Linked DNA regions of Homo sapiens: regions 2 and 3 are each linked to region 1. Evidence: chromatin loops called from intact Hi-C (ENCODE). Cell type or tissue: GM12878. All regions are shown on one strand. Each heading gives the region's core, and the rest is flanking DNA. Links, peaks and the distances in the headings are about the cores only.

Region 1 (10,512 bases), core at 1,583-9,582:
AATAAACAAATGGAAATGTGGTGGAGAAAGACACTGATAATGACCTCTAAGACACAGCTATTCAACACATGGAAAATGAGAGCATCATAGCAATTGTGCATTACTATGCTCTTTTGATGTGATGCACCAGCAGGCAGTGAATATGGAATAAACAAAGAATTGTGTCAAGTGTGATTTCACAATGCCTTTGGATTTTGGAAATGGTGGGTGGATTGCGGGCGGGCGGTGGGGGGAGTTTATCATGTCTTTTTATACAAATCATAAATCTCCTTGGCACCAATTGAAAGTAAAGGCAGCAGCCTGAGTATTTAGATTTTATGCTCCATTTATTGTCTCATATTCCTCCAGTCAAAGATAATTATTTCTTAATTAATCATACGTAAACAGTCTATATCCTTTGCAGAACTGGCTACTTAAAAGAACATTTATCACAGCAATTGGTCCCACATACCCAACTGCAAATCACCCACTTTCAGTTGATTTTGCAGCAATTGACTCCTGATCATTTTTGTGTTTCTGATGGTTTGGGGAAGGCAGGGGGACAGAGATTGGAGGAGGCCAGAGGAGGGATAACATGCATAATTATCCTTTTTTTCTTGTTGATTCTCTTTAGAAAAAAATGTACGAGGATATAAAAAACCCACCGTATATTGAGATATTAGCCATTTGTATTGGAGTTGCTCAAAAAGTTATTTTATTTCAACCACAAGAAAAAGCTCCATGAAGAGTTCCCCCCAGAACAATGCCACCACCACACTATTCAATTTTCTGGAGTTATATTTATAAATGACCTAAAACTGTAGACGTGGGTTAGTGCCATCTTGGTATGGGTTATATGATCTTGAAAGGAATGTACTGAGTATTTTATCTTCATGGGCTCCCAGTGAAAATGGAATCATAGCATTTTGGCATTGAATCCAGGAATATCTAGTCATTTTGTCTTGTAGTTCTCCAGTCTCTTTAGAAAGTACTAACCAGCTTTCCCTACCTCATGGACAATAGCTGATTGATGAGCAATGTTAAAGATTTAAGTTAGGCTAAAGTCCACGATACAGAGACTAACCACCCAGGTTGTCCAGTTAAGTCAAGAAGACTTTATCTTAGAGAATGTAGTGAACCCAACCCTATGTAACTAAGGTAAGTCTAGAAAGCAGCAGCTTCAGCCATCATGTGGATCCTTCTCTTTGAAAGCAAGCTATCTGATGGATCTTCATATCTCCTCTAGCAATAAGCTCTGTTCCTGGCCCCAAATAACAATAACAAGGATAGCAAGTATTTATGCAGAATTAATTAGGGGCCAAATACTATTCCAAGTGCTTTCCACATATTAATTTAATCTTATCAACAGTCCCAGGAGGTAGACTTCTATTACTATTCCTATCTTACAGGTGAGGAAACTGAAGTATTGAGAAGGCAATTCGCCCAAGTTTACAAAACTAGTATGTGCAGGTGCTTAATACATGTAAATCAATTGGGATTAAATTGTGAGTTCAAAGATGAACTGAGCCAGTTTTTCTCAGTGTCTGTGTTGCTGCTTATAGTGCCTTAGATCCAAGAGGGTGTTCCCTTCCCCTCATCATATTTCTGAGATAAAAGTTAAAACCAAAGTCATTAACCAGGCCTTCTCTGCTGCCAGAAAACCCACTGGGACAGGTTTCTCAGCCAACTTCATTGTTCCCAATGGAACCTTCTGTCCATCTCATTCAAATGAAGGCTTTAAGAGGTTTTCTTTTCTCCCCTTTTTCTTGGCCCCCTCATTTGTATTTTCCCTGCCCATATCAAACCTGTAAATTTTTCCAAAGAGCAGTGATATGTTCTACTCATCTTTTTTCTAACTCCTTTTTATATAGCAGGCACATAATAAATGCACGTTAAATATCTTAAATATTTATATAGCAGGCACATAAATGCACATTAAAGAAATATATAAATATTTTAAATATTATTATATTTTTAAAGTGGCAAGCTTAATGAATTCCTTGACGGTATTAAATTGCAACAGTTGTACCACAAATGCTTTGTAAACTGTCCAATCTAATTCTCCTTGCTTAGAAATGAGGACACTGAAGGCTGGGCATGGTGGCTAATGCCTGTAATCCCAGAACTTTGGGAGGCTGAGGTGGGCGGACCATCAGGTCAGGAGTTCGAGAACAACCTGACCAACATGGTGAAATCCCGTCTCTACTAAAAATACAAAAAATTCGCCGGGCGTGGTGGTACGTGCCTATAATCCCAGCTACTCAGGAGGCTGAGGCAGGAGAATTCCTTGAACCTAGGAGGCAGAGGTTGCAGTGAACCGAGATTGTGCCACTGTACTCCAGCCTGGGTGACAGAGCGAGACTCTGTCTCAAAAAACAAACAAACAAACAACAACAATAACAACAAAAAATGAGGACACCGAAGTTCACTGGAGGAAACTCATCTATCCAGTGCCCAGTTGGTTGATTTGCAGGAACCTGAAAATAAGGCTACTATGAAATCCTCTTCCTTCTTCCACCTTCTTGCTTCCTTCCTCTTCTTTCCTATGACCCTGTGCATGACAACATGGGAAGGGTTCCACCTATATATTCAGACCTAATAAAAACCTTGTAAACAGGGTATTTTTCTCCTCGTTCTGTAGATTTAGAAATTTAAAATTTACTAGAGTTAAAAAACCCACTTAAGGCACTTAAATAGTAACTGTTGAAGCTGTGTTTGTCCGATGCCAAATCCTGTGTTCTTACCTCGTTTACTACAAGAATGATATGACTTCCTGAAAGAAACTTTGTTTTTGTATTGCTATGGAAAAATCACCCAAGATATACTAACAAAAGATCATCACGATATGCAAAAGACAGCACAGGGCATGGGACTTTGTGTAAAAAAAGAAATATATAAAAACATATATTTTATTGGATTGAGTATGCCAAACTATTTACACGAATGGACAGTAAATTAATCACAGGGATTACTGTGGAAACTTGGCAAATAAGGCAAGAGTGGGAGACTTCTCACAGTACTTTAAAAATACATGTTAAAATTTGAAACATATACATGGATTATCTCAACTTTTTTAAATTTAAAGCAGGTTTTACAAAGTATATGGCTTTTTATCTTGGCCATTTTGACATGGGGCCTTTTTAACCTGGTCATTAATTACAACTATTATAACTGTATAACTGCATGTCAGACATACTGCAATTATTCATTGTTGAGCCATGCCAAATCAAAACCAGTACAGAAGCCTCAAGATTATGTCTAGAGCTTCTGCTTTTACCAAAAGTACATGAGGACTTTGAGAGAGAGGCATTGTGAGGCCAGCTTCCCAGTCTTTAGCCACCCGACTGCCACAAGGCCTCACGTAGTTTTGCCATGTTGGAATAACCCCTGCCCATGGTCAGTTCTTTAGCCTCATATGCTCATTCACTTTCATTTTCCTCTTGACCAAAAGTAGATCTGTATGGCCAGAATAGATTCACATTATCTAGGTTTATAAGAGCCTGGAATATAAACTACAGAGCCAGCTTAGTAATTTATAATGAGACATATAACAGAAGAGCCAACACATTCTCTCCCGTAGGCAAAGACACATGGTGGTGCAACCTGTATTAACAGATTGCTTAATCCATATGTCGTGAGAACAGGGTGGATGAGCTCTGTGCTGGTGAGCAGTAGTTCAAGGTTGATACTACTATCTCTGCAGCAGGAACAGCTGTGCCACCAGGACCTGGTAGGTTCTGTCCTCAGGTCTGGACACATCTCCCTTGGTCATGGCTTAGATGACCCTGGAACTCCACAGTGTTGTGCTTCTGATAGACATGTTCTCCCTCTTTAGACCTGTTAAAATATTCAGCCTGGTTACGTTTGAACTGGTGACTATTCGGATCTTTAAGATGACTTAGCACAGTTTAGTTCTAATCACTACTTGAATGAATTACACGAACCTGAAATGGCCAGCCTCATTTACCTTAATCTCCAATTTTAGTGTCTCCTTCCTGTGAACTTCTTGCCACACCTACCATGAACGTTCTACAGAACCCCTGTCTCCTGACCCCACTCCCAGGATTTTTCATGCACTCTTCCTGAGAGCTGACCAGCTGTAAGTTGTGGCCAACTGAAAATACTCAAATCTGATATCCAATCCTGAGGCTTTGTTTCCTTCAGTCTGGAAAACTATATTTTCAATTTCTCTGTTTACATGAAAGGGAAATAGTGTATTTTTGTATTAGGACTGTATACCTACATAAGAGTGAGTTGGCCTCCACATTAAGTGTCAGAGAGTACAGAGGAAGGAACCATAAGATTCCTCCAGAAAGGAGGTGAAAGGACTGGATGGAGCATCTTGTTTACTACAGAAGGTGGTGAAAGAGCCACAGACAGACTTGAACAGTCTCACACTTTTGCTGATAGCTGATGCTGCAAGAGAGCATCCAAGGGAATTGAAGATCCTCAAGTCTGTCCTCACTTCTGCTAAGGGTGTTTCCCTGGCAATTTTTTTATAAAGCAAATTCCTCCGGAAAGATCATATATTCAAAGTCAAAAGTGCAGGAGGATGTATGGCAGTGCCTTTCTGGGAACTGTTTTCTTTTTTTTCACGTGAGGTCCTTCCTTTTTTGTTAAACTACATTGTACACATTCATTTCTTGTTGTACACAACAGAAATTCAGAGTAAAAAGTAAGAGTTAGAAACTTCTGTAGCAATGTGACATTTTCTCTACGTCCAAGTGTAAAACCAGTGGACTTTAGCCCAGGAAAAGGGAATAAATGGGTTTGAACATTGTCAAAGTCATGTGGTAAGTGGTACATAAAGCAATCTGCATAGAAACATACGTAATAGGACCATGCACTGGTCTGTAATGAATGAGGGGAAAAATATTGGTCCTTCTCCCTCACAGGTAGCTTGGAAAGCACTTCTGTATGGTGAAAGTCTTCCTCTTGTTCTTATTCCTCAGCTATCCAGTTCCCTCCTGGAGGCAATCAATGTTATTGGTCTCCTGTGTTTTACACACACACACACACACTCACACTAGCTTATTAAATGTTCTGTATCTTGTTTTTGCTTTTTTCATTTAGTAATATGTCTTGACGATTTTGTTTGAAACTTTTAAAATAGCTGGAGAATAACCACTTGTACAGAGGTTCTTTATTTTAGCCACTTCTGTTTTGTTATGAAGATACTGCTTAATGAATAATTGGATATATTTTATTTCACACATGCAAATAAAATGTTTGACATTGAACACTTGTGTTTAAAAGGAAGCATGCATTTAATATGCATATTAATTGTTAAATGAATGCTTGTTGAGTTAAAAATGCAAGAATTGGTGAAGCTTTTGAGGAGAGATAGGCAGATCATCTGTGGAGCCTTAAGTGCAGGGAGAATTTGGCGTCATAGGGTGGAGGCTTTGTGAAGTGCGGGGACAGCTCACAGAGCACTCAGGTTCACCTCCACGCTGCCTTGTAGGAAGGCAAGAGATTAGCAGAACTGAGCCTCAAACTCAGGCCCCTCCTATCTCAACTTCCTCCCTCTTTAGACTCCTGCTGGGATGCTCTGCTCCTTTCTTTCTGTTAAACTACATGTGTATACCCATCACTTGTTGATTGGACTTACATCTCTCTGTAGCAGGACGAGCCGCAGACAAGAACCCCTCAGATACCGAATTGTAGAAGGAAAGGGCTTTATTCAGCTGGGAACATTGGCAGACTCACGTCTCCAAAAACTGAGCTCCCTGAGTGAGCAATTCCTGTCCCTTTTAAGGCCTTACAACTCTAAGGGGGTCCGTGTGAGAGGGTCTTAATCAATTGAGCAAGCAGAGAGTACGTGACTGGGGGCTGTGTACACCTGCACTGGTAATTAGAGTGGAACAGAACAGGATAGGGATTTTCACAGTGCTTTTCCATACAACGTAATCTATAGATAACATAACCAATTAGGTCAGGGGCCAATCTTTACTAGGCCCAGGCTGTGGTGCCGGGCTGTCTGCCTGTGGGTTTCATTTCTGCCTTTTAGTTTTTACTTCCTTTTTTTCTTTGGGGGCAGAAATTGGGCATAAGACAATATGAGGGGTGGTCTCCTCCTTATCTCCTGTGCCTTTTCAGCTTCAGGAAGACACAGTGGAAAAGTGGAATGAGTTTAGGCTTCGATATAGATGCAAGGTCCTGGCTTTAAAGCCTTCTCTACCTGTGGGACTTGGGCCAGTTGTTGAACCTCTCCATTTCTTGTGTCTAAAATTCAGACTGTAGTGTGTCCTCTAGTGTGTCCTCACAGAGTGGGGAAGTATGAATTAAGCTGGCTCAGGTAATGCTCCAGTGCTGGTGTCCAGGTTGTAGTAAGCTCTCAAAAGGTTTTGCCCCCTCACTACCTTGAACACCTGCCCAGATGCTCTGTAAATGCTCACTGAACTGAATCTAGTCACATGAAACTTCACAGTACATTTCTGTATCTCTTCCTTATTGAGGTGGCTGCTTGTGTCTTCATATCTTCAAGATGCATTTACTGCCAAAGAGCTTGGGAGGCCAACTCTTAGAGGCTCATTGCATTAGAATGAAAAAAGCACAAGAGGCTGATTGTCCCCCAAGGAGAAACAGGCAAGATACTGAAGGAAAGGGAGACTGCTGCTCTTCTAGGAGTTCAATGAGAAACAGTCATTAGAGCCACAGCCTGCTGTGCAGAAAACAGGCTGTAGTGAGAGAGCATTTTGGATTCACTGACCCGAAGTTCATGCTTCCTGTCTATCTGCTGCATTCTTATATTACCTTAACAAATGTCAGCCTAGCTGTTGAAGGTACAAATGGTACACTGCAAAGAATGCACTGAACATGTTTTGAGCTCAATGTTGATGCCTCCAAAAGGGCAGGGTGGGAAGGAAATGACCAGGGCCAAAGAGGCTAAAGGGTGCCCTGTTGCAAATTGGCCAATTGAGAGTTGTTTGCTGGGACATGCATTCTGGTGCACGCTGGTGGTGCACTGGTAGTCTGTATAGCTCCTGTTGCGTCTAGTCCATGAGCTCTTTAGCCCAAATGCACTCAGATGCTCACAACAGGCTTTTAAATAGCACTTGCTGGATGAATGGCAAGTGTGTCTTTGCAGTCTCCTGCAGGATTAATTAGCAGTTTCCTGGACTTTGGTAGGATGTCCTTAATGCTCAGCAACAATCCAGCACAAATCAAAAACCTGTGTAATGGTCATTACCGTTAGAACTCAATACCAGGAATCCTCACCTTTTGTTATGAACTATTTAACTCCCTCTGCCTCTAAGAAAAAGCACATTTTTGAAATTAAAGCTGCATTTACACCCTTAGAGAAAGGTGTTTTGTTTTAGCTTGAATACTGAAAACTACTCAGTCCCTCAGGCTAATGTGAACATGATCCCCTTGTTAGTCTTTTGCTTTTCCCATGTAATACAAATGTCAAAGTCCTCAATACCAATACAAATTCCCTGCTCTTGAAAAAGACTGGTAAAAAAGGATAAAGATGTGGATGAAGAAGAGGATCTGGCCTCTCCAGGGGGACTAAGCAGAATTCATAAGAATGCCAAACTTTTCAACTGAGGCTTTAATCATTATCCATCCATCCACCCATGCATTTAACATCTATGGGACATCTACTATGCCAGAAACTGTGCTTTGGATAAAGGATGAAGAAACCACAGCCTGTGTCTTCAAGCTTCTAGTTATGAGCATCCACCAAGAAGTTACCATAGGTGATCTTGTCAGATGGCAAGAAGCCATCTGAATTCAGAGCAAGGAATTAGGGATGAAACCAGAGAAGGCCTGAGTAGTCATGGATACAAGAACATCTATCTCCCTCAATACTTTTGTGAAATTACCAGTTTTCTGAGTCTTTTCCCTTTACTTGTAATAACACTAGTCAAAGGTTGATTGCCTGATTTATTCCTTTTGGTTCCTTCCTCTGAAGGTAAGGATTCTGCTTAAGGAATGTCTAGCAATTAGTAAATACCTACAGCATAGGACTCATGTCTTCTAGAATGCCAAGCTTATTGCTAAATACATGTATAACTAATAGGTGCCTGTCTGGCCTGTTGTAGCTTTGGTATAATCTTCACTAGGTTCCATGAATACTGAGTAAGAACAGGACACTGGCAAAAATGGCAGTCATTTCTTTACTGCTGTTTCTTCTTCATTCACACCACCTTCTAGAGAACCTCCTCTTTGAAATGTAACCCCAAGTACCAGAAGCTCCCCAAGCCATGCCATGGCTAACTACACCAGATGAAGCTCAGGAAATCCATGTCTCTTTTCAGAATTAAAAAGGAACTCCTAGATTAAGTAGATTAAATTAATGAGTGTCAGTGCTTTAACTAGAAACCTATATAGATTCAAAGGGTGTGGCCACTTTTGGGTACTGCTCTGATTTACGTGATGAGTGCACGAGTAGAGAAGCTCATCTGTGACAGAAAAATGAAGCAGAGATGAGAAATTCTTAGTATCTCCCAACTCTGCAGGTCCTATGATACCCCATTATGTAGCCATTGGGTTCTATGAGTTATATATTTACATGTATAACTTCTTTCTAATATTTAAACTAGTTTGAATAGACTTTTAGTGCTCATAACCAAAGGATAGCTGACTAAGGAGAATAAAGGTCTAGGTTCTTACTAGGAATTTATCAGGATAAAAGGCTAGATACAGAAGGAATATGGACTGTGGAGGTCAGAAAGCACCAGTCTGTGATAATCCAATAATCTTACAGAAATAGGAGAAGAAAGATATCAAACCAACATCAACTTTTGCCTGTTTTAGATTAAAAAAAAATCTGAAGCATTTGGTCTGTTTCTGCTTTCCTGATGATCTATCTGATGTGAAAATCTTGCATTGTCTTTATCTACAGCTGTTCCAGCTAGTTGGTATGGAGACATTGTGGCTTTACCACTGCAGCAGCACTGCCCAGTAGAACTTCCTGTGATGACAAAAATGTTCTATATCTGTCCAACACAAAAGCCACAAGTCACATGTGGCTGTGGAGCACTTGCAATGTGACTAGTGTGACTAAGAAACTGAAAATTTAATTTATTTTTAATTAACATAAATGTAAATAGAAAGAGTCACATGTGGCACTCTCGTAGCTACTGTATTGGCTAGAGTGGCTCTAGTATATGCTGCCAAATCCCACAACTGTTATCTCAGTGCTACAACCCACTTCAACAGCCGCCCAGCAGTTCCTCTCTTCTCTCTGTTGTTTCATTATATGGCCAGTCTTCACAAAGCTATGGGAGAGATCTTCAAAAATACAAATCAGCTTAGGAAACCCTCCTGTTGATATCCCTCCTGTGATTTATCTTTACATTTGTAATAAAATCTAAACTTCTCCTGCAGCCTGAAGGTCCTACCTGATCTGACGCTTGCCTACCTATTTCGCTGTATCTTCTTCCAATCCTCCTACCACTCTGTCCCATATTCACCACACTCCAGCCTCACTGGCCTTCCTTCTGTGCCCTGGACACACAAAGGACACCATCAGCTCAGGACTTTGATTTCGTCTCTTTTAAACTTAGAATATTTTCTCCCAGATCTCGCTGTAGCTGGCTGTTCCTTGTCATTTAGATCTCAGTTTGTGTATCAGTTTCTAAGATAATTCTTTCCTGGCCACCCTGCCTAAAGCAGCTTCCACAATGGGTCCTTCTTCTTAAAATGTATTTATTTTCGTTCTGTTTCATTTTCTTCATAGGACTTAGCACTTTCTGAAATCATCTCATGTATATCTATCATATTATATCATATTATATCTTTATCCACTTACCCATCTACTCATCTATATTCATCCATCCATCCATCCATCCGTCTTCTAGTGCTCATAACCAAAGGATAGCTGACTAACATAAGGAGAATAAAGGTCTAGATTCTTATTTTTTATCATCCATCTTATCTTTTACCATCTACCTTTTACCTCTGTATCCCTTCACAAAAAGGTAAGCCCATAACAAAAGAGGATTGGTTTGACTTAGTCACTATTGTAGCCTAAGAGCCTGGAACACTGCCTGGAATGCAGTAAGTGCGCAACAAATATTTTCTGATAGATAGACTGACTCACTGAATAACTACTTATTCATAGTTTGGAACCCTTGGCTGAGGCTCTTGCAAGGACTCCTTCTCACACAGCACTGGATCCACCAGAAAGGTACTGATATGTCAAAAACTGAGCTCTGACCTTTCCCCAAAAACTGACTCCTCTGCAGTTCTCTCTGTCTTGATTAGTGATAGCACCATTCTGGTACTGATTCATGCCAAATACCTCAGTGTCATCACTGACTCCTCACTTTCTCTTACCCCACATCCTATCCATCAGCAACTTTTGGCTTAGATGACCACTTCTGACTACCTGCACTGCTACCGTCTCACCTAAACCACTAAAATCCCTTCATCTCGTGCCTACATTATGGTAGAGCTCTCTTAACTTCTCCTACTCCTAACCTTGGACTCTTCATTCTAGCTTCAACAGCATGATTCTGTTAAAACATAAATCAAATTATGCCATTTCTTTATCCAAAACCCTCCAGTGCCTTTATTTTACTC
Region 2 (10,512 bases), core at 939-8,938, 95 kb after region 1:
TATCTAATTATTCCAGCACCTTTTCTAGGAAATATCATCTTTCCACACTGAATTTTGTACCTTTGCAGAAAATAAGTTGGTCATATGTGTAGCAATCTATTTCTGGACTCTCCATTCTGTTCATTGATATATTTGTCTATCTTTCTGTGACTAGCACACTGTTTTAATTACTGTAGCTTTATAATATACCTTGAAATCAGGTAGTGTTAGCCATCTACCTTTATTCTTCTTTTTCAAAGTCGTTTTGGTTCTTCTAGTTTCTTTGTATTTCCAGACAAATTTTAGCACCAGTTTTTCAATTTCTACAAAAATTTCTAGTGGGATTTTGATTAGAATTATATTGATTCTAGAGAGTAATCTGAGGAGAATAACATTTTGAGAATATTGAGTTTTCTATTCCATGACTACAGTATCTCTGTCCATTTCTTTAGGCCTTCTTCAATTTCTCTCAGTACCATTTTGTGTTTTTCAATGTATAAATCTTGCCCATATTTTCTCTGATTTTCCCCAAATATTGCATATTTTTGATGTTATAAATGGCATTTCCTAAGTTCCAATTTACAATTATTATTTGGTAATAGATAGAAATGCAATTGATTTCTGTATATTGATTTTGTATTCTGCAAGCTTGATCAACTCCCTCATAGTCAACTTTTTTGTAGATTCCATTGGATTTTCTCCAGAAATGATCATATCATCAGTGAATAAAGATATTTTCCATTATTTCTTTCCTATATGAATGCCTTTATTTCCTTTCTTGCTATATTACACTAACTAGAATCTCCAGTATAATGCTGACTAGAAGTGATGAAAGCAAAAACCTTGCCTTGTTCCTGATCCTAGGGAGAAAGCCTTTAAATCTTTTACCAGTAGTTAAGGTTAGTTGTCGACTTTTTTGTAGGGTCGCCATCAGGTTCAGAAAGTCCTCTTCTATTCCTAATTTATGACAGTTATCGGAAATAGATGTTAGATTTTGTCAAATTCTATGGAAATGATCATGTGGTTTATTTTTGCTCATTCGTTTAGATTTTAGTTTTTCTTTATAAGGTAAATTACATTTATTTTCCAGTGTTAATTTAAGCTTGCATGCTCAGGGTAAACTCCATTTGGTCATGAAATAGTCTCCTTTATATGTATCGTGAGATCTAATTTGGCAAATTTGTCTTATTGTCTTTGCATCTCTATGAGGGATATTGGTCTGTAATTTTTTTTTTTTTTTTTTTTGAGACGGTGTCTCACACTGTTGCCCAGGCTGGAGTGCAGTGGTGCGATCTCGGCTCACTGAAAACTTCACCTCCTGGGTTCACGCCATTCTTCTGCCTCAGCCTCCCGAGTAGCTGGGACTACAGGCACCTGCCATCATGCCGGCTAATTTTTTGTATTTTTAGTAGAGATGGGGTTTCACCGTGTTAGCCAGGACGGTCTCAATCTCCCGACCTCGTGATCTGCCTGCCTCAGCCTCCCAAAGTGCTGGGATTCTTTTCTTTTAATATCAACCTTGTAGACTTTCCCAAATCTTTTTGAATAATACTCTTGGAGATCTCCCTTACCTGGCTTCAGGCGTGAATGGGCAGAGAAAGAAGAAACTTCTTTCACCGCACTTCCATAAAGGCAAACGTCTCAGTTTTTCTTGCAGTCCTCTCCTTACTGAAACTATTGACTCTGGCCTCTTCCTATTTAGATCTGGAGAAAGAGAGGAGCCTGTAGCATAATGAGGGACGAAGTATCTGTGTCCTCTCAGAAAGCCCTGAAGGGAGTGTCTGGCCACAGTGTTTCATAAGGAGTGTAGACTTTGGCCTTAGCCACAATCCAGGACGACAAAAGATGCTCCAAAAAACATCTGGGTACAGAAGTTACAGAGAAACAGTTCCTTATCAAATGTGCTAAAGAATTTCTTACCAGTTAGAAGATTGCTAAAAAGGTTGAAGCAGATACCAAATGATTGGGGAATAAGAATTTTTTTTTTCTTTGAGACTAAGTCTTGCTCTGTTGCCCAGGCTGGAGTGCAGTGGTGCGATCTTGGCTCACCACAACCTCCACCTCCCAGGTTCAAGCGATTCTTCTGCCTCAGCCTCCAGAGTAGCTGGGACTACAGGCACATGCTACCATGCCCAGCTAATTTTTGTATTTTTAGTAGAGATGGGGTTTCTTTATGTTGGCCAGGCTGGTCTTGAACTCCTGACCTCGTGAACTGCCCGCCTTGGCCTCCCATAGTGCTGGGATTGCAGGTGTGAGCCACTGCGCCTGGCTGGGAGCAAGAAATTCTTATCTGGCATGCGGGGAAAGTAACTTCTATATCAGAGTCGTGAATTCAAAGTAGCTTCTCATATTCAACATCTCTTAAAATATAATAGAATAGCGTAGGATTGGATAGGATAGGATGAGATGGGATAGGATAGGGCAGGACAGGATCTAGTAATATAATATTTTTAAAAGAAAAATATGAGACAAATCAAACAGAGTTTAATTGAGCAAAGAAAAATTCGTGAATCGGGCAGCCTCCCAAGCCAGAGTAGGCTCAGGGATACTCCAGCACAGCCACGTGGTGGAAGAAGATTTATGGACAGAAAAAGGAGACTGACATACAGAAGATGGAAGTGAAGTACAGAAACAGCCAGATTGGTTACAGTTCGGCTTTTGCCTTATTTGGACACTGTTTGAACAATTGGCCCCCTTTCATTGTCCAAAACTCAATGATTGGCACAAAGATAGTTTACAGTTTGTTTACACTTCCACTTAGGTTATAATTCAGTATGTACACAGAAATATTTACACTGAAGTTCAAAGAGGTAAGGGGGCAGTTTTATGCTAAAGTTGATTTAACAATATCAAGTGCACCACATTAGTTACGAGTTTGCTGAGACTTTTTTTCATTCTCATTCTCTTTCTCTCTCATTCAATCGCATGTATGTACTAGGTCACAATGTAAAAGGTGTTTCTTATTGTGGATCACAGCTGAAGAATTTTGAAGCTGCTCAGCTAAAGGACTTTCCCTCTGCGAAGCTGTGATTCTCTGAAGTGGCCAAAGAAATTATGCAGTAAGGTAAGGTTTACAGCTGTTGCTGAGGTTCTTTCTCTAAGTCAAAATCTGCTTTGAGCTTGCCAACCTCAAGGTGATATTGAGGAATATTTCTTAAAACAGACAGCTGCCTTTGTAGGAGAGTGGGGAAGCATGATTATAGACCATCTGAAGGTGCTCTGTGCCCCAACTCAACCCACCAACTGTGACTTTGAAGGAAGCCCAAGCCAGAAGAGTGAATTTTGTGTCTTCCCTCAACAGCAATCAATCAATACAGAGTTAATTCTCTAGTGCCTTGCAGGTTGTCAGCAAACTTCTCAAACTGTGTTTCATACCTGGAGCTAGGGGCTGTTCTCAAAGGGCTTTTCCATTTACTTGGCGAATAGAACTAATATCCTTGAAATAACTCACAGACCAAGACAACATATAAACAAGAGCTAAGCTGCATGCAGCATACTGTAACTACAAAAGGAGTTTAGCAGCACAGAAAACGAATTAGCCAATGGGGAAGACATCTCTAAGGTAGACTTGGACTAATGTTGGGATCACTACGAAGGATGTGCTGGCTTCAGAAATCCGGAGGAAAAAGGTAGCGGCTCTTCAGTGTCAAAAGACATTAGACATAGATTTGGATGTGCCACACACATTTATCTTCCATCATGTCCACACTCCAGAAAAAAACAGCCTATTGTGCATTCCAACTAAGTCTCTTAAGCTGGGAGTTAGTCTAGGACCATGAAGAGAGAATTTTCTTTGTATCTAAATACATAATTATATTTTAGATTACTGGTTACCTTTCTCATTCACCTGTTCTATCTCAAAAACCTGTGGTATGCAACATTAACTTGGCTCTATAGAGAGCTGCATGATACATAAAAGACCTTCTATGTTCAGATTTTGTCCAACTGATGAGGAAAAAGTGTGACCCAGTAAGAGAAGTGAGAGCCTATCAGTATCAGTCAATAATATTCAAGCTATCCAGCTCTATAAACAAGGAAGATATTCGGGGTCAAAAACAGGTGAAGGTGAAGAGCAGTATAGTCAGAGAAGACATCCTGGAAGAAGTTGAATTTGTGTTTGTGACAGTCTTGTGGGTTCTATCCCACCAACCCTTCTCAGCAGTGACTCAGCAAATTGATTTCAGAGGCAGCCTCTGGGAACTTACATCCCACTGATGGGTTTATAATGAAAATGCTGACGCACTCCTAAGTCAAACCAGGACTCTTGAGCAGCACTACAGAATTGAGTGCGTCATTTCCCCCTGAACAATGCGTCTCATTCATTGCTTGAAGTGTGACCATTCATGTTGAAAATGAAATTCCGCAGTGATCTGTTTGGGGAAATTATTCAGAGCTACTCACTTAAAGATCTTGCTATCTTTTGTGGTTCTCAATTAAGGCTCACAAGAACCTCTCCAGGGTAAATTGGTGCCAATCTAGGCATTGAGAGTAGAAGGAAAAATGAAAATCTAAAGCTCGTAGGAACTTTCAAAAGTCATTTCTAAAGGCCCCTAGGGAGTAGATAACATACAGACCAAGTTATCCTGAATATAAGTTATACTGATTATAACCAGAATATCTAGAATATTGGTATAATAAGAGAAAAAACATGGATGTGAAATTAGGAAGCATTGGTCTTAGCCCTGGTTCTGCCTATAGCTACCTGGGTGCTTTGGAGTTAATGAATTATTAGACATAGAATGATAATCCTGTCCAAATATATTTTGTTAAAAATAGAAAAACATAAGGTATGCAAGGAAAAGTTTAATAATACCTGGGCTTCTTTCACCCCTAATTAATAATCATGAATATTTTGCTATATTGTCTCTTTTTTAATACACAAATCATGAACACATAGATAAAGTTTACCTGGACCCCTCACCCAATACTCAACCACTATCATGAGTTTGATGAGTTTGATTCTTTCAGTCTATTTAAAACATTGCATCTAGTTGGTCACATTTATGATGTGTTCCTATTATAATTATTAAGGATTTTAAAATTTTGCATAATAGGCATCGATGCTATATACAAAGTCTTATTCTGTAGCTTGCTTCCCCCATGTACATTTGGATTTATTTCTACCATGTTATTTTGTGTTCTCTATATACTTTTGCTTTACTTCTCTATTTCCCTCATTAACAGTCTCTTTTGAATTGATACAGTATAATTTCCTCTCTTTGCTCTTTTCTCTCTTACACAGCTTTGTAAGTTAGGCATTTTATTTCTATTGTTTTAGTGGTTGCCCTCAAATTTTTAACATATCTGTGCTGTTACTAATTTTTTTAACAAAATGCACCAAGGAAGACCTTAGTATACCTCATATCCCTTAGATCTCCTCACTCTAATTTTCTTGCTACTGTTGTCTGGAATTGTAATTCCAACATGTTTTAAAGATAAAGAGAAGCATATTTTCTCAATTATTTACAGTAAACACCTATGTATTTTTATCATCACAATACCTAGTTTCTTTGTGCACCAATTTTCTTGATTCCCACTTCTTCTGGATTTAATTTTTTCTGATGAATTATACCCTACAGTAGTTTTTGCAGTGAGAATCTGATAGTATTAAACTTAGTCCTTAAATGTCTGAAGATGTCTTACCATTTTACAATTACTCTTGAAGGCATAAAATTATACATTCACAATTATTTTCACATAACACTTTCACCAGGTTCTTTTATTAGTGAAAAATAAGCTGCCAACCAGATTGATGGATTTTATGGTGTCTTCATTGCAATGTCCATATGTGGGTTTATTTTTATTCCTTCTGCTGTGTGTACACATTAGGCTTTTCTAATCTGAAGGCTCCTGTGTCTTTAATTTTAGAAAATTTTAGTTATTACCTAACTCTTTTAGACCCTCTTCCCAATTATTTGTATTTTTTTCTTCTAAAATTCTTATCAGACAGATATTGTTGCTTCTCAGCCTCCAAGTCTGTTAATTTCTCTGTCATTTTTTTTAAATCATGTTTTCTGTCTTCATCCTGGAAAATTTGTTCAGTTCTTTTTTCATTTTACAATTTCATTAATTGTGTCAGCCTAGTATTTAACTCATTGTTGAGTTTCTCACTTCCATCTATAATTTCTTTGAGGATTTCACAGATACTCATTTTAAAACTTATTTTCAGATTTTCCCATTATTTCTATTTCCTTGAATAGGAACCTCTCATTTCTTTGGTTTCACTCTTCTCTTAGGAAGTTTTCTCTTGTGCTCCTTCCTGTAAAGCCATTTGATGTCACCTCAAACCTCTTGGTTGTATGGGTTGTCTGGATTCATAGGACTCCTTATATTAGCAGCTAAGCTGAAGTCTTCCTTTCATAAAAAGGTGGCAATTCCATTCTCAATGCTCATACCTTCAATAGCCTGGGAACCACGATCATGTGAGAATCTTGACTTTGGCAGTAGGTTTTGGAAAAACCATGTTCCTAGAAGCCACCTTGGGCAGGCAAGAGGGGATGTTCCAATCTCTGTGAAGTGCAGTCTGTGTCCGATCAGGAGTCCACATATCCCCATTAAAGAACCCTAGCTGGACCATACATATGGAGCTAGTCTCAACTCCCTGGTGGCCATGGGGCTTTAACCTCTGCCTATATCTATAGGTTTTCTTTCTTTGGGGATCCTTGAATTTTTTTCTTAATACTTCGTGCAGTTTTTTATTTTAAAATATAAATAAATGTATTACATTCTTTGTGTTTGGAGTTGGGGGAAAGATTATACATGAACTTTTCTCTGCTGTGGAAGTACCCTTCGTTTTTCAGACAGGAAAACTAAACCCAAGAAAATGGAATAAGCTTGCCTAAGCCACAACCTAATTGTGGTCAATATGTAGATTAGGAAACACTTCTCTGCCTTAAATACATTCAACATGAGTCTCTTTGCCCCAGGATTTTGATGTTCAAAATGGAGAAACTAATGCCTTCCTTACCTTTATCAATACATTAGTGCAGTAATTTGAAATGGCAAATAAATGTGAAAGTATTTTGAAATAAAGTTTAGTCTCTTATGAGCATCACCATTTTAAAGTTCTGCTGTGTGTATAAGTAATGTCAATATTTTCATTGCTGAGAAATTATTTCTGATTTTTCTACCATAGAATTTGTTTTTTTCATATGCCATTTCTACCCTCAAAGTCATTTTTAGTATTAAAGAACCCTTGGGTAGAAAGTTACTTTGGGTAAACTCACAGAGACTAAGGAACAAATTTTAGTTTTTCACATTCAATAAACACCTGTTGAATGCCATTGTTTTCATGCACTTAGGCTTTGCCTGGGATGCAATATGTAGATTTCTTTTTTTAAAAAGAAACTTTTAAAGAATAGTTTTATACTTATAGAAATATTGCAAAGTTAGACCTCCAAAATACCCAATGCCTGCTTGCCTCTATTAACAACTTTTATCAGTATGGTATATTTATTATAATCAATAAACAAATCTTGATTCATTATTATACTTTTATTAGTGTTTACCTCTTCTCTTCTAGGATCCTATCCAGGGTACCACATTACATTTAGTCATTATGTCTCTTTAGGCTTCTCTTGGCTATGACAGTTTCTCAGACTTTCCATTTTTTGATGACCATGACCGTAACAGTTTTTAGGATTATGGGTGAGGTATTCTGTAAATTTGTCTCATGTTTTAATTCTGAGTAGAGTGGTGTTATGGTTTTTTAAAGGAAGACCACAGAGAAAAAGTGCTATTCTCATCATTTCCTATCAAGGATACAAAAAGGTGATATCATTTGTGATGTCTGAGGTAGTGTTAGTCAGGAAATCTCCCCTTTCCCCTGAGCATGCTGTATGCACTCTTTGGAAAGTAGTCATTTTAGCCAGCCCACTTAAAGAGTGGGGAGTTATGTTCTATCTTCTTGAGGGCTGAGTATCCACATCAATTATTTGGAATTGTTCTGAATGGGAGATTTGACTATTCTACCCATTTATCTATTTAATAACTCATTTATATCGGTATGGACTCATGGATATTTATTTTACTTCACTTCTTTATTTTTCAAGTTGTTTCAACTTTGGTCATTGGAAGCTCTTGGCTCTTGTGTTCCTTTGACATATCTAACACCTCCATGTATGTATGTGTGTAGTGTGTGTGTGTGTGTGTGTGTGTGATTAAATACTTCTTGCTTTCTGGGATTGAAAGGTTCTCTATGCTCATTTTGTATATTTCCTGTTTCAGCCTTAGAATCAGCCATTTCTCCAAGGAGTCTTTGTTTGTTTTAGTGAGTAGATTATTGACTAAAAGGAAATATGGCATTGAATCTAACATGACTGGACATTATTTTCTTTACTCACTCTCACTTATGAAAGATTTGGTACTTTTTCTCCTGTCAGTTTCACAGGAATAGGGTGAATGACCTTATAAAATCATTAGATTTATTTGAAAGGGGAGACTTTCAAAATGAAGAAATGTAACTCCTGAAGAAAATTAAGAAATTCAGCTGAGATAACACAGAATTTCACCCTTAATTGGCAATTCAGACCACCCATCTCTTCTAAGAATGGGTCTAATAATGAATTATCAAGTGAACATTTCTTAAATGCAAGAGCAAATTAACTTGGAGATATACTAAATTTCAAGAAACAAAATTATTTTTCTTTAATCAGAACTAAGGGCAATACTTCAGCAGGTATTAATAAGCTATTGTTGCTGGTTTAAACAAAGAAACTTAAATGTTTATTGTTGCAACCTATCTTTTATGTGTGCCCAGACTCCAAAGTCTGGTTTTATTTGTAAGGTTCCCCAACAGAGTGGTTGCTATAGATATAGCAAAAGCCCAAAGGACAGCATGCTGAGCCTTTGGAAAAACAGTTTCATTTCCAAAGGCAAGGAATAGATATTGAGGCTTAAAGGGAGTTGATCCTTAGGATAAAGTCATAGCTAATGTAAGGTTTTCAGAATAAAATCTAAGATTTCAGAGAAATCTAGGGACCAATTATGTGATGTTCAAAGGAAACAGTGAATACAAGTGAGTCTGAGTTTTTACCCAATGTTTGAGGCAAATATATGCAAGTCGTTCTGCTCAATGTTATCAAACATAACATTGGGGAGTAAAATATTATTTTTGTTTCGTTTTGTGATAATCATAGCAAAGAGGAGGAGAATGAAATGAGGATGATTAAGTCTGGGGTTCTAGTCTTCTAGTTTTAAGTTACTTCAGTTTGGAAATTACTATAGTGGTGTAACTGGACTACAGCCTGGTTCTCTCTCAAAGAGAAGGGGATCAGATTCTATGGGAAGTGGTTCTCTTGACCTCTTCTTTGAACCTGCCTCTCCCACCTGAGTTTCATCATAAAGTATGCTCATGTACCAACATTTAACATAGCCAATTAGTTTCTCAAATGGAGTTTTCCACCTGGAGAAGGCCAGGTGTACAAGTCCTCCTTATCTTCCATCAGCTCAAAGACAATAAGATTTGTAAAAATTTAACCTCTCAGTAATGTGTAAAGAAAAAAAAGGAGGAAACCATATGGCAGAGGGGAGACCAAGCAGAACCAGAGTGGTCACAGGAAGAATCACCGTTCCAGTGGTTCTGGCTGGGGCCGCTGAGTTGGGTTGTCTGGCTACTTAAGAAGCAAATTCTCCAATGGCAAAATAATCAGGTCCTCACATATCACTTGGCCATTGAAAGAGAACGGGATGCTAATGAGAGTAGTCCGAGGAGAGGCACTTCAAAAGCAAATCTCCTGAAATGACAGACCCACGTTAGTGCTGAGGGACTAAGGAGTGGGGAAGGACTGAGTGAGCCAGGAGAGTGAGCCAGGAAAACAAGCCCCTGGACACCTATGTGCCTTCAAAGTCGGCTGTCTTCTTTGCCTTGATCACCTGAGAAGGACTCCACATTCTTACCCAGTGTGATCTCCTAGGTGATATTGACTACTCTTCTCAAAACCATCACTTCAAGGTTCAGGCGGAACTGTGGGGTAAGGCCTAGCTCTTTCTTTAATGTTGTTTCTTCTTGCTAACGTTTGGAAATCCTTCTTTTCCACCTGCTCATGAGAGAAATTATCGGTTTCTAAGTTTCTTTTCATCTCCCTTCCCACCTACCGAAATAAAAATACAACACTGTGTGTGTGTATGTACATCATCATTTTCCTATTATTAAAATATCTGACATGCTTGTTAGCCAATAGTATAGATAATTTGCAAGCCTTTTGAAGATGGGATCCTACTTTTGGTGGCATGGAGAAATACAGCTGTGATTTCACATATGGCATCTTTCAATTTCTAATTAGTTTACTTTCAACAGCACCCCCATACCCTAATCCAACACCAATTTAGATTATAGTGTTAAAAATATCATCATAAAATGTAGCCTTGTACAAAGAGATGATCTAATTATTCAGCCTTGCTGTATCAGCCTAATGAATTATGCAGTCTTGCCTACAGTATTTCACCTGACAGAATGAGTGTGTCAAACACTATAGTGCATGAATTCTCCAACCAGCCTGTGTAGGTGCCAGAGCAGTGAGTGTTTAGTACCAC
Region 3 (10,512 bases), core at 1,697-9,696, 64 kb after region 1:
GTAACACACAGATTCCAAATACAATAATTTTAGAATATATACATATATATATATATGTTCAACATCTGTCCATCTTGAAAGAGTTATTGACATAATTAACTACTTTTACTAGTAAGTGACTTATACCAAAATTTTACTAGGAGGATTTTTTAAAAGTAAAAATTACTGCCCTATCCTCAGTGAATTAAAAATCTGGTTTTGGAGGCAGTTCTCACAAAGTGTTGATTATGTGATTTAGCCTTATGCCAAAGAGGGAAAAGTTAGGATTGGTTGAATTCATCTCTTGCTGTTTCCCTACATGTTCCTACACTCCAGAGAAGCCAGAATGTAGGAACATGACTTCTCTTCTTCCCTTTATGAGTGATCTTCTACTTCCAGTCTCCTAACATGCCAGGCAGTTTCATGTCTTCCTGTCTTTACTGGTGCGGCTCCCTCTGTCTGAACTAACCCCAACCCTCCATAGCCGCCCAGCAATGCCTTTGCTTCCTGACCAATTCTACCTCAGTAACATCCCTCTATTAATTCTCTTCCTGACCTCTATCTGTCCTCAGAGAACTGACACTTCCTCATTCGCAAGCCTGCCTTCTTTCCGGAGTGAACGTTTTTGGTTCTGACGGGTTAGAAGTTTCACTGTCAGACCAGGTCATGCCTGTTACCTGTTGCCCATGGGTGGTTTCCCTCATGGTATTGCAAGGAGATGGGAAATAGACATACCAAATGGTTAAGACAATTCCTTTTTCTGTTTGTTTTGATTTCTAGAGCCAGCCTTGTGGTAAATATGCATCATGTAAGAAAGAGCAGAAGTACTGAGAAATGCCAAGACCATACTACAGTCATACATGAAGAAAAACCAGGATTGGAATGAGTGAATGGAAGTCATGTAACTTTGACTACATTCAGCTCTTAAAGCAAGGCCATTTAACTATCTTACTATCACAAAAGGAAATATATTTGTATGACTGTTTTCTGATTTTAATTGTATAAAAATATTAACTTACTAAATATTATTGAGTACTCATGCTGTACCAGGAAATATTCTGTGAGTTTTACACACATTGGTCCATGTTATCCACACAATGTCACTACAAGATAGGTCGTTTTGCAGCTATAGGAGCTGAGGCTGAAAGCAACATAGCCAAGAATGAGCAGAGATGGATTTTAAACCCAGATTGTCAGGTCCTGCAACCTACACACATAATCATTATGCTTTGTTTAGGGTAATCAACTGTCCTGGTTTCTCTAGAAATAAACAGGTTCCTGTTACCTAGAACGTTCATTGCTAAAACCAGGAATGTCCTAGGCAAACTGAAACAAATTGGTCACTCCAGCTGTGCTACAGGATCAGGGCAACTGCAATGAGGTCTTAAGGGAAATGTTTGTTTGCTAGGGCTCCTGTAAAAGAGTATCACAAACTGGCTGGCTTAAACAACAGAAAATTGTTGTCTCAGAGTTCTGGAGGCCACAGCTCTAAAATCAAGGTATAGGCAAAGTTAGTTCTTTCTGAGGGCTGTGAGGGAGGGATCTGTTGCAGGCTCCTCCCCTTGGCTTATAGATGGCTTTCTTCATGTTCACGTGGCATTCTCACTGCATATGGGTCTGCCTCCAAATTTCCCCTGTTTTTAAGAGTGCCAGTCATACTAGATTAAGGCCTACCCTAATGACTTCATTTTAATTTGATGATCTCTGTGAAGACCTTATCTCCAAATAAGGTCACATTCTGAAGGGGTTAGACCTTCAGCATATGAAGTTTGGGAGACACAATTCAACCCAATGCAAGGATCATTTGATAATCAGGAGTCAGGGTCAAGGTCAGGCCATCAAGTATATCATAAGTCTTCCATTTTGTTGTATGTTCAATTCACCTACATAGCATAAAAATCAAACAACAGAAAACATTGCATTCAAGCCCCATAACAGACCAATTAAGTTGGAATTTTGATCATGGAGCCCCAGTGTTGGAAAAATTGTGAAAGCTCCCCAGATTAGTTTAATATACATCCAGGGCTGAGAATCTATTTGAGCTGAGGACCCTGCAACTAGCGGGATCAGAAGAAACAAGGTTGGGGGAAAGGGTTAGACAAAAACATAGAAGGGGAAAGTATGATCAAGGGTTCGTATTTATAGCAAAATCCCCCATTGGAATTGGGAGTGGTGGCACCAGGAGTTCAGGAGACAGAGGAAGGTGAGACAGGGTCAAGCCAAGAGGTAGTGAACAGAAGCTATGTGCTGACCTGGGCCAAGGTCTTCAGCTCTTCAGACCTGGGAGGAATCATTTACTGGCAGATAATAGAAAGCAGCTGATTTAAAAGCCAAATCCAGGAACTAGACTTGCTCAAGTGTCTGTCGGAGGCTCTATCTGCCCCTCTGCTGCTGCCGTTTATACAAGTCACAGACTCAGCCAGCCTACAGCCACCTCTAATCAGGAGGAACGTGAAGGATGATTTAATGTCTGAAACGTGGAGGCTCACAGGTACCCCACTTTCAGCAGATACACATTGTTTGAAAATCCAGATTTGTAAAATGGATGCATTAGAGAATATTTACTTCACAAAATGATTCACAGTGGGACTCCTTTAAATAGCCTGTTTCCCCTGGGCCAACTGATTTGATTTGCCAGAAGTCATTGCACACAATAGTTTTCCATAAGCACATCTGGCAAGAAGCATCATGAACAAAGTTTTAGAAGACAATAATTCTTGTGTTTCTGACACCAGTTTTGAACTTAAACACATAGTGCACCTCTCTGAGACTTCATTTTCTTATTTGCAAAATGAGAATATGGGTCCTGACTAGTTTAGTATCTTTAAGCAATGAAATATGTGTGAAAATAATTAGAAAATGCTGAAATGTCTTAACAAAATATATTTATGGAAGCCATTATTAACACTAACATGTGGCTTGAGGAAATCTTATGATTCTATTGTTATTTAGCTCATAATATTGGATGTGATGAGATGAAGATGCTTGCTCCATCAATGGCTTCAGGGAGGATGCTTTATGGCCTGAGCTCTGTTCCAAATTAGGACAATTAGGAAGTCTGTCCCTGACTTCATCACAGTGAAGAGGAGAGAAAAATTTCAGCAGAGAGAATATAGGCAGGGCAGAATGCTAAAGCTGGAGTGGAAGAGAACTGCAGGCACATCAAAGTCATTTCTAGAATTAAGAAGACCAGGCAGCTAGCCTTTTCCACAACAGAGGAAGGAAAGTCAGCATTCCCTCCAGAAGCCTAAGCTCCCGTTGAAGTTTGGGCATCTGCAGATGGAAAAAATTAAAATTATTAATAAGAGCCCTGGAATGGAAAACAATCAGTCCAGTGAGGAAAGACTGTGATGAATCAGCAGAAATGGGATATAGGAGAAGGGGCATTGCTGTCTGATACAAAACAAACAATAATGTTGTTGGTGACCTTAGGAAAAAGTTACTAACATGTCTGTTTTTCTTTTCTCTTTTTTTAAATTATACCTTATGTTCTGGGATACATGTGCAGAACATGCAGGTTTGTTACATAGGTATACACATGCCATGGTAGTTTGCTGCACCCATCAACCTGTCATCTACATTAGGTATTTCTCCTAATGCTATCCCTCCCCTAACTCTCCACCACCCCAACAGACCCTGTTGTGTGATGTTCCCCCTGTGTGTCCATGTGTTCTCATTGTTTAACTCCCACTTTTGAGTGAGAACAACCAGCATATCTCTTTATGAGGCAGAATTAGGAGATGATATTAGAATGCCACTGTACATTATAGCTAACTATTCATAAACTTTATTTTGTAATGAAATACATAGTTATCATTAATAGTTCATTTTAATCATTCTTTTGGCTTAAATCATCATGTTTTATAAACAATCTCTCTTAGTGCTTTCAAGTAAAGAATAATCTTGCCTAACTTTTGAGACAAGCTGCTGAGGCCCTGGTGGACACAACCAATTGCCAGCATCCCTTATGAAACTGGGTTGGATAGAGGCTTCTGGAGTTCTGTCCTGCCTATACATTGCACACACAAACCCATTTCCTCCTGCCTGACCCATGCTCTCACCCCATCACTTCTGTGAGAAGTTTCAAACTGAGGAGCAATCAGATTTTCACTTCTCTCTTCATATCCCTCCTCAGCAGCAGCAGCACACATACACAGGGATAGAACTCAAAGCCAGAGGGAACCAAGCAGATGCATAGTGGAGATAAAACATGTAGACAGTATGTGCAGGGAAGCCTGCACCTGAAGAATTAGTATTTTATGCCAAGCCACTTGGGAATACATTTTCGTAAAGAGAATGAAAAGGAATTAAAATGGGAACCAACTGCGTAAAGGAAAGGGTTGAAAGTCTTACAGAACGCTCGTCAGCAGGATTGTTTCAACACTGGCTCATTCTTCCTCTCTGAGTCTAGGTGTTTCTCATTCTGTCTCTGCTCTATTTTCAGGAAGATTCAAGAGGTAAAACAGGACTGAGCCAATCTGGGAATTTGAGAGGGAAACTGACTTTCGTTAGTGAGTTGCATGGAGGGTGTGATAGACCATCAAAAGGTTTGCTCCTGAGCACACCATCCTCCAAATTCCTGAAACCACAAAGTGTGTTGAACAGTTACTGTCTACAGTCACGATTTAGGTCAGCTGGAAAAATTTCTTCTGGAACACAGAGCATTTGATGATAGACATGTCTAGGAAGCATCTAAACATTATCGTGGGAGTCAAGATAAATGAGTTGTCAGACTAACTCCATGTGTTTCTTCAAGCAGGAGAGAATATATGTTTTGGGAGGTCTCTAGTGGCCTTTCCTAAGAAGTTTAAAATACTGTACAAACTAATCTAAAAGTGAATTTGCATGACAGTTCCAGCTTGGGTGGATTCCCCTCACCAGCATTGGAACCTGCTCTCAAGAATGTCAAACTTGCAACAGTGCTCATGTCTGAGGATAAGGTTCTCCAAGATAGGATGGTAATAGGACTTATGATCTGACTCACAGTGTATGCTCAGGTCTTTTATAATTGTTTTCTTTCTTTTCATAAACTGTATTTTAAAATGTGATATAACACAAACATTGCACAACATAGGCACATTGTCCTCAAGATCTTTCTTGGCCCTGACTCAGATTCTATTCTGAGTTTAATTGGCTGGACCCAGTAAAGATGATGATCTGCTCTGATATCCACAGACTGAGGCCAAATTCCAGTCTCAGGACTCACCAGACTTGTGGCATCGGAGCAGTTCACGTAAGTCCCATATGTGCCATAGTTGCTGCAGAAATAGCAATGCCAACATCTCGTAACAACTGGGAAGAATGAAGCAGCAAATACGAGGCGGCTCCCAATACCAAAACTCACTCCCAATGCAAGATCATTAAATGTTACTCTCATGCCCCCTAAACTAGATGTGGTTACTTATCCTGTTCCCCCGAGGCCTCAAGCCTATGCCCCTGTCCCTGAGCTGGTTTGGCAAGAGGCCCAAAGAGGGCGGCACCAGCCTGGCTGACTCTGTGAGGTTCAGTGGCTCTCTGGTCAGGCCTCATAACTCTCTTGATGTGGTGAATTAGGCTACTGTCAGGAACCAGGAGCTGCCCTTCGGGATTCCTAGGGAGATGTTATGGTCAATGGGGGAAAAGTCAGCTAGCAACATCTGGCCCTGCATTGTGACAACTGCTCAGAGAACATCCTTATCTCTGCTTCCTAGTGCTCTATAAAGAGAGGTTATTGCCTCAATCAGCCTCTTGATATATTTTATGTTGACAGTGTGGGACGTAATGACTTTCAAACATATTGACAGTTTAGTTTTTACTACACACCATACACTACTGAGTGATATCACTATTCTTGTTGATTTTTATGTTCAGTTGAGTCAACATTAAGCCTCGGGGCAGCCCTGCATGTCAGATCTTTACCACAAGCCTTTGAGCACTTCTCTCAATAACAACTGACCACATCCAAAAGGAAGGCAAACCAAGCATTTGGGGGCTAATGTTTTCCTCCTATAAACTCAAACAAGAAAGCACATGTGCAACAGAACTGACAAACAATTATTGCACTCAGTGTGTGAAGCATCAGGGCTACAAACCAACTTAAGTTGTGTGGCTTTCCTTATCAAGGCTTTTATAGAGATGGTGAGACATATTTATAAATAAATCTGTAATCCCTGCTTCCCAGGATATGGATGTCTGGGCATGAACAATCAATGGGTGGTTTCTGACTTGGGAACTCCCCATTGAAACTTGGGAACTTAGACCAGCTGCCTCTGAGTCTCACCTTTCACTCAAGCATCCCATGTAATCCACCTACCTGCTAGCAGCAACTGTGCTACCCTTCTGATGACTTTGGCTGGTCCTTGTTCTCAGTTGTTGCCTGGTGCATATCAGATAGGATGCTCTTTGAGCTCTCTGCATGGGAAACCAATTAAGACAATGCTGGACACATAAGCATTGCTCATTTCCCAGTTAAGTTCTGTGGCTTTGTGTCATGACCTGACTGGAGCTCGTATCTTCTGTGTAGCCCTCTTCTATGTGCTTTCCTGCTGCTTCACCATTTGTATAATTGTGAGCTTGGTAGAGGCATCATTGCAGATCTGCTACTAACTCGGCATGGCCAGCTCGACAGAGAGCCAGTTTGTTAAACAGCTTGGTGGGGGAGTTCATCCGTCTTGATGTTGCCCTGAATCTACAACTTCATATTCAATATGCTAAATAATCCTCTTTTCTTTTCGTGTGATTCATGATAGTGTCATCCTCATCAAGCTTTATCTTTCTCATTTCTTGCAATTTTCTCTTAAGGTAACGTATAACTGGCAAAAAGGTGAGTTGCTTTAAATCACCACTTTAAAGTTTTTAATTTATTTCCTAAATTGCTCCTGAGGGAAAGAAAACAATATGATTTCTAGTATGAAATTTCTATTTATGGTGAATACCATGTGGGCTTTGGAGCCAGACGTTCGGTATTTGAATTTTGGCTGAACCTCATACTCATTTTTATATATGTAAAACACTGAGTGCCTCAGTTTCCTCAAGTGTAAAATGAAAATAATGAGTCATGCCTATTCCTTAGAGTTGTGTGTTGATTAAATTCAACCACAAAAAAGAGTGAGAATAGGAGGCATATAAGCAGCACTCAGTAAATAAGGGTTTAATAATATTTTTGAAATGTACTTATATTGGAAGCATAGAATTTACGTACATGAGCCTTTATATCTTGGCAAAAGTGACTTCCTTTTGAAAATTTACTATATTGTGATCTAAGTGCTTAGAATATGGTTTATCATGAGAAATCTTTCTCTTTTGATGAAGCACTCAAATCAGGGCATTGTTTTGGTGGAAAAGGAACTTTTTTTTTTATGAAGCACTCAGGGCCTGGAACATGATGCTCACATCTCATGATGAAACATTCCTAAAAATGAAAAAAAAGGGTTTTCATTATAAAATCTCCTGCTCTCTATATATTAAAACTTTTTGGATATTTTAATTCTTGTGTCAAATGGTGCATAAAGGGTGTTTTATGGTTTTGCATCATGAGACCAAATTCAATGATGACAGGGGTCATGCCTGTTTCATTTTCTGCTGCATATGGGGCCTGGCTCCATGCCTGACACATAGGAGCCACCTCTTGGTTGGTTGTTGACTATATACACAACCATTGAAAGCAAGGATTTGAGAGTTTGACTCACTGAGAGATTAGCCATGTGTGGTTGTTGACTCTAAATACACTCCTCTTGTTTCAACATTGGGGAAAAAATTGGAAAGAAAATGATGTTGATAAAAAGTCATGTTATTTAAAGCCAATTAATAGCCACAAGGTAGATTGTTGATGCAAAACTTCCCATATGAAGTATAATTTTTGCTGAAATTTGACTAAGTGTGATCTGCTGTTGTATGGAATTTTTGTTGATGCTCTTTGGTGAGCCAGTTCATTCTGACGTTGAGACCTGAGGCTACTGCATGTGCGCTTACACAACTCACTCTATAATTGATCTGATGCTGACACTGACACTGCCAGCTCTTACTCAGTGCTTTCCTGCCTCTTGCCTCCTGCCAACTCATTCCTCTTCTAAGGTTGCTTCCACTGGTGTTACCTCCAGAGATTTTGGATAAGGCTGTAATCACAGAGTCAGAGTTACATTAGGTTTTTGCATTTTGTGTATCTCTCTTTATGACAAGTTATCCTGGGCTTAGGTTGAATATAATGAGATATGATGATATTCTGCCAAAGACCATTTCTTCTCCACCATACTTAATCTGTAACCCTGGAATCATCCAGAAAACCCTGCTCCATTTTCCCACAGTGGCTTCTTTACCCTAAACACTGCCCAGAATGTTAAGGATAGTCATAGCCCTTGCTGACTCAAGCCTTAGTCATATTATCTAGCTATTGGGCAATACCATCTACTCATTATTCTTTCCACTTGCACCATCAGGCCATTAGGAAAACAGCACCCCAGGGACCACCCAGTATCCTTGCTCTCAGCACAGGGAATAGCTTTCTCTCAGAACCTGGCCAATAACAAAAACACAACCTAAAAAGAACTAAGTATCTCAAGAGGGCTACAACCAAAATGCCACCTGAGGTTAGAAGAGACAGAGAAAAAATTTCTGGCTGCAATGATGAGTAAAATCTTTCAGAAAGAGATGGTATGGTAGCTAAAGCTGATTCTTGAAGAAAGAACATGGAAAGGGAACAAATAAAAGACTTTGGGGTCACTTTTGAGTCGTGGCTCGGTCACTCTGCTCCCGAGCATTGTTGCATAGACCTGAGGTTCATCATTCTTCATAGTTAGACCAGATTCCTAGAGCTCCTTTTGCTCTACAACTTCACAGATGAGTGACTCTATGAATGGGTAGGATTTGGAGAGGCAGAGGTGAGGAGCATTAGAGACAGAAGCAGAAGGGCAGGCAGAGGTTCAAGGTGTCTTTGGGAAATGTTGAGTAATCTGTGGAAGGAGGTAAGACTCAAAAGGGAAAAAATAGATTCAGTTTTGAAAGGAAGTTAAAGTAAAGAACTTTATTTTGAGGAGAAATGTAGGTTGGTGGTAGAAGGGATATATAACCTTGAATGTTTGCACATGGACACAAAAAGGAACTCAGGACCTTACAAGACATTTCAAATATGTGAGGAGGTTGGTTCAGTGTCCTGCAAGACAGAAATTGTAGGTTAAAGTGTAGCTAGGACAAAATTGTCTAGCCAAAAATGCAGTTCTGCAATGACCTCATAGAACTTTTCAATTCACTAGAAATAGATTACTTTCTATTTTTCATTGTTGCTGGTAACACTGATCACCTGCTCTGGAACCAGTGTTAACTTTCACTGAGTCTCATCCTATTTTCCTGTGGGTCTAGGCAAATGTGACATGGTTATATTGTCTGAGTCTGCTTGAGGAAAAGGCGGCCCATGTTTTGATAACTGGGAGCAAGTCCATCAGTTGTGAAGGAGTCCCACAGGAATCTACCAATTACAAAATGATAAAAGGTGCCATTGGGGGTAGGAGAAGATGCAAAATGTGTAACACCCAGTTGTGTCTCTCACAGAATTTCTAATCTAGTTAGGGAAATCAGACAGACACAGACACTCAAAATGATGAATAATAATGTAAGTACACATGGAATGACTCAAACAGAGATCTATAGGATCTGGGGAAAAGAAGAGAAAAGTCTGGTCAAAGATAGGGTTGTTAGAGTTGGCAAATCAAAATACAGGATGCCACTAACATTTGAATTTCAGATAAATAACAGATAATTTTTATCACACATATGTTCATGAAACATACTTGCACAAAAACATTATTGTTTATCTGAAATTCAAATGTAAGTGGGTGTCCTGCATTTTCTCTGACAACTCTAGTCAGGGGAGATTTTAGAGAAAACGTCTAGTTTATCCTAGGGCTTCGTGGATGTAAAAACCTTTAGAAAAAAAAATGAGATCTTTAGAGGAAAAAGGAAGGTGTATAATGTTTAAAAGGTGACTACCATTTGCAAAGGGAGGGTAAGTAAAATATATAGTCTAGAATTAAGAGCTTATCTTGAAGAGAAATGTGGGCTGTCAGGAATTTACCACTTGAATTACATGGAAATTTTCAATTGATAGGTTCAATGACTTCTGGATTGAAGATGTGAAATTTAGGTAGATATGATTCTTTTGTTTTATAAAAAGTGTATGGACTATTAATGTGGAAGAAACACAAGCAGTCATCTCTCCCCTCATTTACAGATGAAAAAGGGACAGCCATAAGTCATGGAACTGGAACCAGAACTCTGATCTAATTCTCAGGCCAATGTTCTTCCTCTTCTCCATGCTAGTTATATTTTTCTTATTTCTCAGATGAGTAATACCAGATAACAGTAGGCCAAACCAACAATTTATTAGGACCTGGTGGTGAAAGCTAAGTAGTGAAATTCTTTGCTAAATTCTGTCTGAATCACTCAAATCTTCTCAATTTTGGAAATCTTTCTTGGGTGTTCAGATTATTCCCTAAGGCCCAACTTCTTTCGTTAGCCCTCGGTGGGGCAAATCACTACTGGTATCTTACAAAGTTTAGGGAG

Evidence for each region. A loop is a pair of places that touch in the nucleus more often than their neighbours do. Peaks named below come from ENCODE experiments on the same cell type or tissue, not always from the same donor. Only the 100,000 strongest peaks of a DNase experiment are listed, where the experiment ranks them.
Region 2: a loop joins it to region 1, with 6 times the contacts of the local background. A loop is called at or near these places in 2 of 110 quality-filtered maps.
Region 3: a loop joins it to region 1, with 2.8 times the contacts of the local background. A loop is called at or near these places in 3 of 110 quality-filtered maps.

Annotation. Positions count from the first base shown.
Region 1 is chr18:45,097,578-45,108,089 of GRCh38, forward strand. The region is part of intron 3 of LOC105372091 (a long non-coding RNA gene); the gene reads right to left. Among named protein-coding and RNA genes, the nearest start is that of MIR4319, 130 kb to the left of the region's middle. RefSeq lists enhancers at 5,893-5,942, 6,023-6,092. In GM12878, for the core only: no CTCF peak of the experiment used is centred there; DNase peaks (open chromatin) are centred at 5,904, 6,334 and 8,954; H3K4me3 peaks cover 1,360 bases; H3K27ac peaks cover 4,397 bases.
Region 2 is chr18:45,193,440-45,203,951 of GRCh38, forward strand. It overlaps a transcript of SLC14A2 not described here. Among named protein-coding and RNA genes, the nearest start is that of MIR4319, 230 kb to the left of the region's middle. In GM12878, for the core only: no CTCF peak of the experiment used is centred there; a DNase peak (open chromatin) is centred at 4,252; H3K27ac peaks cover 1,210 bases.
Region 3 is chr18:45,161,450-45,171,961 of GRCh38, forward strand. It overlaps LOC101927961 (a long non-coding RNA gene), which reads right to left. Exons shown (of 5, transcript XR_430098.4): 3 at 7,939-8,072; 4 at 6,272-7,369. It also overlaps a transcript of SLC14A2 not described here. Among named protein-coding and RNA genes, the nearest start is that of MIR4319, 200 kb to the left of the region's middle. In GM12878, for the core only: no CTCF peak of the experiment used is centred there; no DNase peak of the experiment used is centred there.